Regions from separate parts of the Mus musculus genome. Here region 1 is linked to region 2. A link is a loop called in an ENCODE intact Hi-C map of the cell type or tissue named here. Cell type or tissue: left cerebral cortex. All regions are shown on one strand. Links, peaks and the distances in the headings refer to the core of each region. The heading gives the core; the rest is flanking DNA.

What was found. Peaks named below come from ENCODE experiments on the same cell type or tissue, not always from the same donor. Only the 100,000 strongest peaks of a DNase experiment are listed, where the experiment ranks them.
Region 1: a loop joins it to region 2, with 2.0 times the contacts of the local background. A loop is called at or near these places in 2 of 42 quality-filtered maps.

The regions. Positions count from the first base shown.
Region 1 is chr11:5,056,918-5,062,884 of GRCm38, reverse strand. Rasl10a (RAS-like, family 10, member A) reads right to left here and starts at 4,757. Exons shown (of 3, transcript NM_145216.4): 1 at 4,361-4,757; 2 at 3,328-3,452; 3 at 2,500-3,087. The coding sequence starts at 4,579. The coding sequence ends at 2,820. Gas2l1 (growth arrest-specific 2 like 1) reads left to right here. Exons shown (of 7, transcript NM_144560.3): 4 at 184-291; 5 at 374-470; 6 at 559-730; 7 at 1,068-2,510. The coding sequence ends at 2,094. In left cerebral cortex, for the core only: a CTCF peak has its summit at 2,860 (motif pointing left); DNase peaks (open chromatin) are centred at 3,526, 3,904, 4,473, 4,783 and 3 more places; H3K4me3 peaks cover 3,838 bases; H3K27ac peaks cover 3,033 bases.
Region 2 is chr11:4,924,864-4,930,830 of GRCm38, reverse strand. It overlaps Thoc5 (THO complex 5), which reads right to left. Exons shown (of 20, transcript NM_172438.3): 19 at 4,595-4,785; 20 at 1,966-2,156. The coding sequence ends at 2,093. Among named protein-coding and RNA genes, the nearest start is that of Gm35321, 6.0 kb to the left of the region's middle. In left cerebral cortex, for the core only: no CTCF peak of the experiment used is centred there; a DNase peak (open chromatin) is centred at 3,401.

The DNA.
Region 1 (5,967 bases), core at 1,233-5,232, 130 kb before region 2:
TTCTTCCAGGAGATAGGCCTTGGCTTCTCCTCTTCTTCGAGTTGGCTCTCAGAGCCCCCACTGTGATCAGGCAAAAGGTCCCGTGTAGGCTGGAATAGTTACTTCCTCCTGGCCCGCAGCTGCTTGTTAAACCCCAGGAGGGATTTGACCCCTGACCTTCAGCCCGCTCTTCTCTGCCTTCAGGTAAGGGAGATCCTAGGCAGGTGCACCTGCCCCGACCAGTTTCCCATGATCAAGGTCTCCGAGGGGAAGTACCGAGTGGGAGACTCCAGCTTGCTCATCTTCGTGAGGGTAAGTGGGGGGAGGAGAAGCCCAGGCCAGCACCTCAGGGGTGGCCTAGGAGGCCCGCAGTGACCTGCCCTTCGGCCCATAGGTGCTGAGGAGTCACGTGATGGTGCGAGTGGGGGGCGGCTGGGACACACTGGAGCACTACCTAGACAAGCATGACCCTTGTCGCTGCTCGTCTTCTAGTAAGTTCCTGGTGGGGGTGTGGGCCACAAGCAGAGAGGGGCCGGTTTCTAAGGTGTTGCCCCTCACTTGCTGTATCCATTCCCACAGCGCACCGTCTGCCCCAGCAGAGGACCGGGACTTTCTCCCCGCAGAGGGGATCACCCACTCCTAGCCCCCGCCCCGGTAGCCCAGTCCCTGGGAGTGAGCGCAGGAGCTCCCGGCCCGAAGTAACCCCCATCAGCCTGCGAGGCACAAAGGAGGGGCCTGAGACCCCGCTCAGGTGAGAGGTTGGAGGATCGATCACCTCCGGAGCTCCAAGGGCTGGTGGGGGTGGGGCGTCCGCCTGGGCGCGATGACTCACACCCTGGGAAAAGTTCCCGTGCGTGGGGGCGGTACCGGCTTTCCATCTCCATGGCAACCCAGACAAACCAACAACACAGCTGGGGCGGGCTCCGGGCGGTGGCTGATCCAACCCTGGCTTCGGAAGCCAAGGGCGGGAAGTCGCGGCCTCAGCCTGGACGCTCACTTGTGCCTGGAAGTCCCCTGGCAGAGCCCGAGCCTCACCAGCTCGCTCCACCCGCGCCAGTGATACACATCTCTCTCACACCCCACCTCAGGCCCCGCGATCAGCTGCCCCCCCTTCCCCGCTCCCGCCGCTACTCTGGGGACAGTGACTCCTCAGCCTCCTCTGCTCAGAGCGGCCCCATGGGTGCCCGCAGCGACGATTCAGCCACTGGCTCCCGGAGGGAGCGGCCCAGCCACCGGCCGACCTCCTGTCTTCCGGCCTCCCCGAGACGGCCGACCGCGCCTCGCAGCCAGTCTCGAGACCGGCTGGACCGGGGACGGCCCCGCGTGGCCCCAGGAGGCCGAGGCGCTCAGCTGTCGACCTCCAGCCCAGCAAGGCGCACCCGCAGCCAGAGCCGCGAGGAACAGGCGGTACTGATGGTGCGCAGGGACCGAGACGGCCAGCACTCGTGGGTGGCCCGGGGCAGGGGTGGCGGGGGATCAGGAGGTTCTGGGAGGAGTACCCCGCAGACTCCGCGTGCCCTCAGCCCTGCAGCACCCCGGCCTTCCAGGGGCCCCAGCCCCGGCCCAGAGCTGGCTGCCACACCTGCCAGCATCTTCCGCACGCCCCTGCAGCTTGACCCACAGCAGGAGCAGCAGCTGTTCAGGCGCCTGGAAGAGGAATTCTTAGCCAATGCCCGCGCCTTGGAGGCTGCTGCCAGCCATACCCCCATGGGATCTGCCCCTGACCCTCCAGCTCCGGACTCTGCTTACTGTTCATCCAGCTCCTCGTCTTCATCACTCAGTGTCCTGGGTGGCAAATGTGGCCAACCTGGGGAGTCAGGCCGCACAGCCAATGGGCTGCCTGGGCCCCGCAGCCAAGCTCTGTCCAGTTCTTCCGATGAGGGCAGCCCCTACCTTGCTGTAGGAGGGGCACTGGATGCAACCAGGAGCTCTTTGGCTGGCCCAGAACCCTCACTGACCTGGGCAAGGGGGCGGATGGACACACAACCAGACCGTAAACCCTCACGCATACCGACACCTCGGGGACCCCGCCGCCCATCGGGACCCATAGAACTCGGGGCTTGGCATGCCCAGCATTCGGTCACCCCAAGGACCGAGCCAGATTCTTCGATGTGATGGACCGGCTTAGCTACACCCACACCCCATTCCATTTTCTTTGTGGCCTTAACCTACCCTTTGCATCAGGGACCCCCCTTCCATCTCGAGCACCAGACCTCATGGGACCAGACCCCACGGGACTACATGGCACAATGGGACACCTGTTGTACATTCCGGTTTGGGGGATGAGCATTGCTATTTAATTACTAATATTATTGAATGCCTTAGAGGAGACCGGGCCAGCCCGGTGTCCAGAGGACCTGTGGTCCAGTAAGCAGAACCTCTGACAGTAAAGTCTTGCTCCAGCTCCTGTTTTTTGGGGACTGAGCCTTCATTATATGTTGGGATTCTAGAGTTAACTGCCTAGAAGCCAGACCTCAATGCTCTGAACCTGCATATACCAGAACAAGAAACCCTTAAATTGTGCATTTACAGTTTTTGCATTTGTTTTTATTACCTGGTTAGGCATGGCTTTAAAAGTGTCTCCAGTAGCCAGTCCAGCCGTGGAGAGGTAGAGGCAGGCGGGTCTATGTAGTTCAATATGAGTGCTAGAAGCTGTTCAAATGCCTCTGATCACATTCATAGTCAAGTCCTTTCCATCTGTGCTTATGACCCAATAAGGTCTCAGGTAAAACTGACCTGTCCAATGATTGGGAGTTAGCTGGGTCCAATCAAGATCAAAGAAAAGTCCGATGGCCAGGAGTCTGGGTGGGAGCCTGCTTTCAAGAGATTTCCCTGTCCAATCACATGAGGCTGCAGCGCGCTGGGTGCAGCGCCCCCTGCAGGCGGAGGGTCGGATGTGCAGGACGTGTGCGCACCAAAGCACAACGCAGAAGCTCTCGGAAGAGACGCAGCACGTGCCAATTGTATTTGGCTGAGCACTCGAGGTAGCCACAGCGCCAGCCCCTACGAACTAGAGTGGCCAGTGCACGGCGAGGTCCGAAGCGCAGCCGCTGACGGTCCCGCTTGTTGCCTACCACCAGGATGGGTGCCTCTGGTGCTCCCGCCGGCCTGGAGGCCCGATGGAGATGAGAGACGCAGTGCTGGAGACTCCATGGCCAGAGGAACCCACCCCATGTGTACAAATGAAGGCGAGTCCCCTGCTATGGCAGACACACACACACACCCCGGTGTGCTAAGTGTCTCATACAGCAAGAGACCTTCAAGTGGGCACAAAGTATGATCTAGAAGCACCCAGGCCATAACTACCCGCTCCCCTAGCAAGACCTCCACCTCCAGTCAAGCCCTCACCTGTTTTCTGCTATACGCTGCCTCAGGGCTTTAACATAATCGAAACTGTCGGGGCTGCAGATGTCGTAGACCAGCACAAAGGCGTCTGTGTCCTGCAAGCTCCAGTCTTTAGGGTCCGGCCACTCCTAGAGGGTAGAGGCTGGGGTTTACTCCAATTCAACCTCACTCCCCGTCACCTCCCAGCAATACTCCGGATGGGACGCGCCCTCCCACAGGCCAGACTTCCCAGCCGTGCTTGGATCTTGTCAGTCCTTAGCCCTCCTACTTCCTGGGCCACCCGTCAACCTACTATGCTCCTACTGCCTCAGAGCCTGGGATCTGCCGTCCACCGGCTGACAGATGGTAACTGACTGTCCTGGTGCAGCTGTACAGGTGAAGCCTCTGGCTTGTCTCTTGCTGCTCTTTCCCCCTTGCAATATTCTTACAGCTTCTTTCACCAAAACTTCATTTAGCCTCCCAGGTGCTGCTCAAATGCCAGCTTTGAAATGAATGCAGCGCCAAAGACTGGGAGTCTGAGGGTGCGGTGGCCCCCTCTAGAAAGGGTACTCCTGTGTCTGGTCCAGTCTGTCACAGCGGCGCGGCTCAGCTCAAGCTGTGCCACACACTGACCCAGACACCAGCCTAGGCAGGCAAAGAAGACAAGAAACAGCCACAGAGCCGGGCGTGGTGGCGCACGCCTTTAATCCCAGCACTTGAGAGGCAGAGGCAGGTGGATTTCTGAGTTCAAGGCCAGCCTGGTCTACAGAGAGAATTCCAGGACAGCCAGCACTGCACAGAGAAACCCTGTCTCGAAAAAAACAAAAACAAAAACAAAAGAGAGAGAGAGAGAGAGAGAGAGAGAGAGAGAGAGAGAGAGAGAGAGAGAGAGAGAGAGAGAGGAAACAGCCACAGGGCACCTACAGGTTAGCGCAGGAAGCTCGTATGCAAACTACCTAGACACACACACTTCAATCCCAGAACGGGCTCGGGCGCCCTGGATCAGTACACATGGGCACCAAGTGTACACACACCCCTGGCCCCCTCGAACCGCTACCTCAAGACTTCTGGGGCTTGAGCCGGGTCCAGCGACGTCACCATCGCGGATACTCAGGTCGTAGACCGCGCCGTCGAGCAGCACCGCGGGTCGGTAGAGGCAGGGACTGTCCGTGGGTCGGTGGCGCTCAGGATAGTCACCAAACAAGAATTGGCGGATGATGGCGGTCTTACCCACTCCCGGAGCACCCAGAACAGCCACCCGCAGGCTGCCGCCCATGGCTGGCCCGCGCTCCCGCGCCTGGCACCGGGGAGCTTCATGAGCCCGTTCTGCGCCTTGCTTGCCCGGCCCGGGATACCCGCATCGCGTCGCCTACAGCACCTCAGCCACAAGAGGCCAGGCCTGAGGATCGAGCGGGCGGACGCACCCGCAGCTCCGCAGGAAGAGTGCACCCGGTGCGGTGCAGACCCGCCCCCACCTTCAGCTCCGTCCCCTTCTCGCTCCGGCGCCGGGAGCCGCCGCCCCAGTCGGCCGCGCGGGCGAGCAAGCGAGCGGGGCCTCCCGGAGGCGGCGATGAGGTAACTGTCCGCCCCGCCCCTCCCGGGGAGGGTCGCGGCCCAGTGACTGCCAGGCGGGTCGCCTTGTTAAAGCCTGGTTCCCCAGGTGGCAGTCAGCTTCCCTCAACCGTTTCAAAACCGAAGCCGCTGGGCGCCACCTCCCTGTTCCTCCAACACCGCTGGCTGCAACCTGGCTGTTGACCAAGCCCAGGCTCTTAGAATCAGGCCACTTGGGGTCAGACCCAGTCCTGGTTGAATGACCTTGGGCCAATCGTCGCATTGGACTTTTTGTCTGCATCCCGGTTGTCCACCAAAGGCCGATGGCTTCAAAGCTTCCTCCTGTTTTGTGAGACCCTGGGCACCAACTCCTTTTCTGGGCTCTCCCCTGCATCATCTTCGAACCGCAGCCTCAACCTGGGTACTCGTGGTTTAAGGAGGAGGGAACTGAGACCCTGGAGAGGTATCTCAAAGTGAGAAGGACACTGGGACTCCGTCCCGGGCCTGCGGGCCACTTTTCATTACACCTACAAGGACAAACGACTAGAAGAACACTGTTTCAAAGGACCAGCCCAGAGGGGGTGGGGAGTGGAGACAGAAGGGTTTGAGCCCAGCACAGAAGTCTGCTCAGCAACTCAGCCCCCAGTCACTGCCCCAACAGGTTGGAGGCGAAGAAACAGATCCACGGGTCTGTCCCAGAGTCTGTCCCAGGGGTGCACCATGCCCTCTTCCCTGGACAAGTTCGGAAGCTCCTCTGAGGGTTCGGAAAGTCTGGGTTTGCCCAACCTCCGTCCGGCCCTCCAGTCTCCACACACTGGAGGAGTTCCCAGGCCTCTGCCCTCCACCCAGGTACTGTGAAATGCAGGCACCCGGCATTGAACAAGACTCACTCATTCAACGAATGCTTCAAGTCTAACAGGTGGCCAGAATGCTGAAATGGAGCCAAAAGGAAAAAGAACTGTCTCCTCTCCCTTAGGAGAGAAGGCTCTAGAAATACTTAGATCCAGGCCTCTAAAGGCATTGATAATATGTCTACCTGGCCAGGAATTAAGTGGAAGGAAGGGCAGGAGAAACTAGCCCGTCAAGGGGGAAGGAGGCACACCCTCCCGCGGG
Region 2 (5,967 bases), core at 975-4,974:
CCAGCATCTCTTAGCAAGCATTGTTTAAAGTCAAGTGTGTAAGTGGTGGTATATGCATGAATGCGGGCGCTATGGAGGGGCCAGGTGCATTGGATCCCTGAGGCTGAGTTAGGGGTGTTGTAAGCCACCCGACATGGATGCTGGCTCTTAACCCCTGAGCCATCTCATCTTCACAGCCTCATCTTCCCCCAAATCCTCATCTTTAAGATGCTCAGCTGAAAGGACAGAAAAGGCAGTTTCCATGTGAGAGGCCCATGCTGTCACGGGTCATCTACTTATAGAGTAGATGTCTTAGTCTGTGAAGAGACACCATGGCTGAGACAACTCTTAAAAGGGAAACATTTAATTGGGGCTGACTTAGTTTCGAGGTTTAGCTTATTAGCATCCTGGGGAGAGGCATGCCATGCAGCAGACATGGTACTGGTGAAGGAGCTGAGAGTTCCACATCTTAATTCGCTAACAGGAGAGTGTTACACTAGGCCTAGTTTGAGTTTACATGAGGCCTCCAAGCCTGCCTCCCCAGTGACACACTTCCTCCAACAAGGCCACACACACCCTGCCTCAGGCATTCAAACGGGAGTCTATGGGAAGCACATTCCTATTGAAACCACCATAGATGTGTTTGCAAAGTGCTCTTGCAACGTTCTACAGGGAGAATAAGCTTGAAACAGCTTCCCCGGAACTATAATAAAAGTTATATAGTTAGCAAACTAGACTATACTTCCATAATAGACTTATTATTTATTGCTGAGATAAGCTCCCCTCAAACCTCCTGCGCAGCAGAAGGTGATATTGAATTTGTGATCCTCCTGACTCTACCTCATGCTGGGATTATATGCATGCAGCACTAAGGCTGTTTTAGGTAGTGTAGGAAATCAAACCCACAGCTTCATGAATTCTAGGCAAACACTCTAGCAACAGAGATATATCCCTAGTCTGCAGACACAGACTAATTCTTACTTTTCTGATTTTTGAGACAGCATCTCTCTACATAACCCTGGCTGTCCTAGAACTCACTATTTAGTCCATGCTGGCCTTGAACTCACAGAGATCTACCTGCCTTTGCCTCCCGAGTGCTAGGATTAAAGGCATGCTCCAAAGTGCCCTTCAATAATTGTGAAATATTTTGCACTTTGTATCTTGGTTCTCTCATTATTTGTTAGTGCTGAGGAACGACACCACCTGCATGTGCTCCACACTGAGCAATGTTCTCAGCCTTATCTTTCACTTAAGCCAAATTGTGAATTTAATACTGGTTGGGGTCAGAGAGCAGATTTTCCAGACAAACGTCCAAGGATCCTTGGGACAGGGGGGGCTCTTCTTTTTGTGAACTCACAGAGATCTGCCTGTCCCCTGAAGTCCTGGGAGTAAAGGCGCGTATCAAGTCACTGTCTCAAAGACCCTCAAGTGTTAAGGTCTCACTCTCCTATCCAAAAGGGAACCCTAATGTGCTTACCTTCTGTGGTGGTTTGTCTATGCTTCGGCCCAGGCAGTGGCACTATTAGAAGGTGTGGCCCTGTTGAAGTAGGTGTGTCATTGTGGGTGTGGACTTTAAGACCCTCATCCTAGCTGCCTAGAAGCCAGTATTCTGCTAGCAGCCTTCAGATGAAGAAGTAGACCTCTCAGCTCCTGCACAATGCCTGCCTGGATGTTGCCATGTTCCTGCCTTGATGATAATGGGCTGAACCTCTGAACCTGTAAACCCCAATTAAGTATTGTCCTTATAAGAATTACCTTGGTATGGAGTCTGTTCACAGCAGTAAAACCATAACTAAGACAGAAGTTGGTACCAGGAACTGGGCTATTGCTGTGATAGGCCTGGCAATGCTTTTGTTCGGAAGAATGTGAATGAGCAGGCTACAGCCTACATTATCGGCCACCCTTAAAAACAGCATCCAGAAATTCTTCATGCTACCATGGTCCCACCTGCTCTTCCAGACTGCCCAAGGAGCTACAAACAGAGTCCATTTGTCAGATGACATTTTAATTAGCTGGTGTCTTTGGAAAATATCAAGAACCACATGTGGCCAAAGCAAAAAGCAGATACCCAGGAGCCAGGACAGGGCTTTGGGGAATGACAAGTCGAGGGGAGTCAGCGGTGGCTGAAGAACCCTTGGGGATGGTTGTATTTAAACGGCTTCATCCTACTCGGACCCCTAGAGAAACAAGAGGGAGAGCAGTTAATAGCATGCCTTCTGGACTGATAAAATAAATTACAGTTCACTCACAAGAGAAGGTCGCGTAGCTGTCATCGGGGGAAAGTTAGAGCTGCATAGTTCAGGCCCAGGGCACGGCGAGAAAGCAGACCACACTGGTGAAGGAGTGATACCACCTTTGTAAAAGTGTCTCTATGTGCTTACAAATGTGCGAACCTGGAGGATCCCTTAATCAGACATTTTAGGGACAGTGCCCAGTGCCCAACATGTTTTGGATCATTGCTTATAACTTTATCAGCAAACACTTAATTTCTACAACTGCAAAGGAAGCAAGACAGTGCACAATAGTGCATGGCCAGGAAGCAACAGATCAGGCCATGATCTATGTTCAAACTTCCTTCCTAAGATTTTAGCAGTAATTCTGTGTCCTCAAGCAAAAACTTCACAGAGGGAATGTTACACACAGCTCCATAAAGACAAACATCTACAAAAAGGGCTCCGACAGCAGTAACCGGTGACACTCTGGGACTTGGTCTAAGGACTATGGGGACAGGGTAGTTTTTCCTCAACTTAACACAAGTCAGGGTCACATGGGAAGAAGCAAGTGGAATGAGCAAGCCATGGAGAGCAACCAGTAAACAGCATTCCTCCATGCCCTCTGTTTCAGTTTCTGCCCCTCCTTCTCTTCAAGAAAGACTAACTGTAAACCGGGATTAACCCCTTCATCCCCAAGCTGGTTTTGGTCATGGTGTTTTTAATCACAGTGAAAAAGGAACTGCAGAGAGTAGGAAAGGTAAGGAAAGTTTACTCTTCTCCAGTGGCTGAAGGGTATAAAACCTTCTTTCCCAGCCTGTACTGTGCTGACTTCTCGTCTCAGTGTCATTTTTCCATAACACAGGAAACATAAGCTGCCTGGAGGGTGAAATACAGAGACTCCCTCTCAGGTGGAAGGAAGCTGGAGCTGAGAGTTATTCACGGCATTAGCCTCCAAACAGCAGAGGGGTACACCGAGGCAGAGTGCCCAAGTCTCAGGCCAAGCGGCAGCTAGGGCCTGCCAGCTCACAGCAGCACTCTGCCCTCAGTCTCCTGATGGTCCGAACCCCAGCAATCAGCTACACTCCAGGCCACCCATCAGCTCTGATGCTAAGTCTTGCCACAGCACTGACACAGCTCAACACATAAAGAAATGAGTCTTCCAGGAACCATTTGGGAGAAACAAGCACAGGCTGTGTGGGCTCCCATCCTGCAAATGTGCGGGAGTGGGAGGAGAGGTGAGAAGAGCTGAGACTTCACACAGACCACTGCAGAGAGAAGACTCAGGCTGGCATTGGGCAGTCAGCTCTGCTTCCTGTAGCCACTTGGGGCATTTCTGGTTATTATTAACAACACCATGAACCAGGGCAGCAGAGGTGCCAGACAAGAGGGAAAATGCTGGGACACCTCCCTTTACGTTACAACTGAGAGCAAGGTGAGGAACTTTTTTGGTTTTGTTTATTCTGTAGGCAAGGTTAGCCTTGAACTCATGGCAATCCTCCTGCCTCCAGCTTCCAAGGGCTAAGATTATAGGCATCAGTTGTAACACCAGGCCTGATAGATTATAAAGATAATCCAAACACAGTTCTTCTTTACCCCCTTGTCTAAAACAGAAGGGAGACTAAGAAGTAATCTCTAGGGTTTTGAAAAGAAAAAACAAAACAAAACAAAACACATTAGGGGATGAACAGGAAAGAAGCCCTAATACCCATAAAGATGGAAAACTGGTCTGAGGCACTGCGAGCCCACACACTATAAATAGCAAGTTGCCAAGAGCATACCCTGAGCCCCAAACATGGAGCAGGAATCATCTGGGAACTTTACACAAATGACCTGAACCTACCTGGGCTCTCTACAAGGTCTCAGTCCCCCACGTCGGCCCTAGGCTCAGTGCTGGCTGCCGTGGACTGCTCGCTCCTCAGCATGCACACAGCCTGCCTTCTACAAGAGCTGGGCTTTCTTTTGTTCCCTATGCTGCCTGACTGCCCACTGTCCTGAGTCACACCAAGGGACTTAGATGCCAGCACACTCACTAGGGACAGTGGGGATGCACTACCTTAAGTGCTCGCTTGGAGACTAAAAGTAAACAGGCCCTGCTGTTTCCCACAAAAAAAAAACAATCAAAGTTCAGTCAAAGCTTTGTAGCATGGCTCAGTCAGGGCAGTCTCCTTGGTTGCTTGATCCATGGGCTGACAAGAACAGGTGAGCCAGGCTGCAGTTGCAGGGAAGTCTCAGGAAAGAGAAAACAAGTGTTTCCTGGAAATCTGGCTGCAGAATTGTCTGCCACAAAGACAGATGCCCTCTCTGTGTGCCAGGTCCTGTCCAATGAGACCTAGTCTTCTAGAGGACTGCGATCTCTGTTCACATCCTTGAGGAAAGTCACAAGAGCCCAGCCCTCTACTCACCTAAAAAGCCGCAGGCACATCTTCTCCTGGGGAAACTCCTTGGGGCCCTCGAAGCTGTCATCGTGGCTCTCGGTCTCCAGGTAGACGTCCAGCAGCACACACAGTCTCTGCAGCTGGTTGGTCAGGAGCTGGTGACTGGGCCGAGGGCCACACAACTCCTTATAGCACACGTTGACTTCACTCTCCATAGCCTGTGTGGGTGGGAAGCCAGACCCTCAGCATTTGCTTCCGCAGTATGGCCGAGCACTTTTACCTCATGGCTGAGCCTGACGGTACCACAAGATCTCCTGCTGATGCCTGCACAGGATCTGTACACAGCTGGGCTACAACCTCGTCCAGAGACCCCGTCTCCTCAAGACAATGGGCCCCTCCTGATTATCACCCACCTCGCCACCTCCAGCAAGGACCATGGACATGTAGAGGAAGACATGTTCTGTGGCCACCAAGAGACTTGTCCTTGACAGTAGCTACAGCACTCACTCTCACTACAGCACTCACTCTCACTGAATTTGAGTTTCTATAATACTTCTGAGCTTATTTACCATCACACAGAAGCCCAAGGTGACAAGAAACCTTTTGGGTGTTTTTGGAGGCAGGGTCTCACTAGGCGGCTGGCCTGGAACTTACTATGTAGACCAAGCTGGCCTTGAGATTAGAGATCTGTCTATTCTGTCTTCCCAGTGTTGCGATTAAAAGTGTGTGCCGGCACACCTTGCTGAAGGGAGTGCAGGAAACCCTAAGTGCAGGAGACCCCGAGTGGATGTGTGTTGTTGACATGAACTGGCCTATCTAGGACCCTAGCCCCAGACCCACCAAGTACAGCAAAGCCTCCCCCTGCCTGATATGAGGCCAGGAGGAATGCCAGAGCCTTCTCTTCTCATCTGTGTGTAGATGTTGATGGTGTGGACACAAAGTGTCCACCACAGCTTTCTCCTTCTGGGTAGTTACAGCCTGGAGATGGCTCCCTACAGCCTGCTCCTGTTGAGGTTGGCTAAGCCTGCCTCCTCGATCCATCTCTGTAGCCCTGCTTCCCTATGCAATCTTACGTAGTAAACATGCCGGGCCTGGGGGTGGGCTAAGGGTTCTCCAGCCGAGTCAGACACTGGACTGCAGCTGTCTGTGTGTCTGTTTTTCCCTCGTCACCCCCAGTCAGGTACTGGAGTGGTACACAGACACTGCCAGTTAACAGTGCTAACAGTACTACATGGGAAAAGCTGTGGGTCAGGGAAATTAAGCGGTGAGCACGTTCTGTAAATCCTGGTAAGGCCCTGTCCTGAAAGTGACACTGCCCACAGCCTCAGCAACTGCAGGCTTGGCCACTGCTCACCTCTCTAGGGCTCTCCCTGGTCTCCTGCCACCCACGTGGGCCTTAC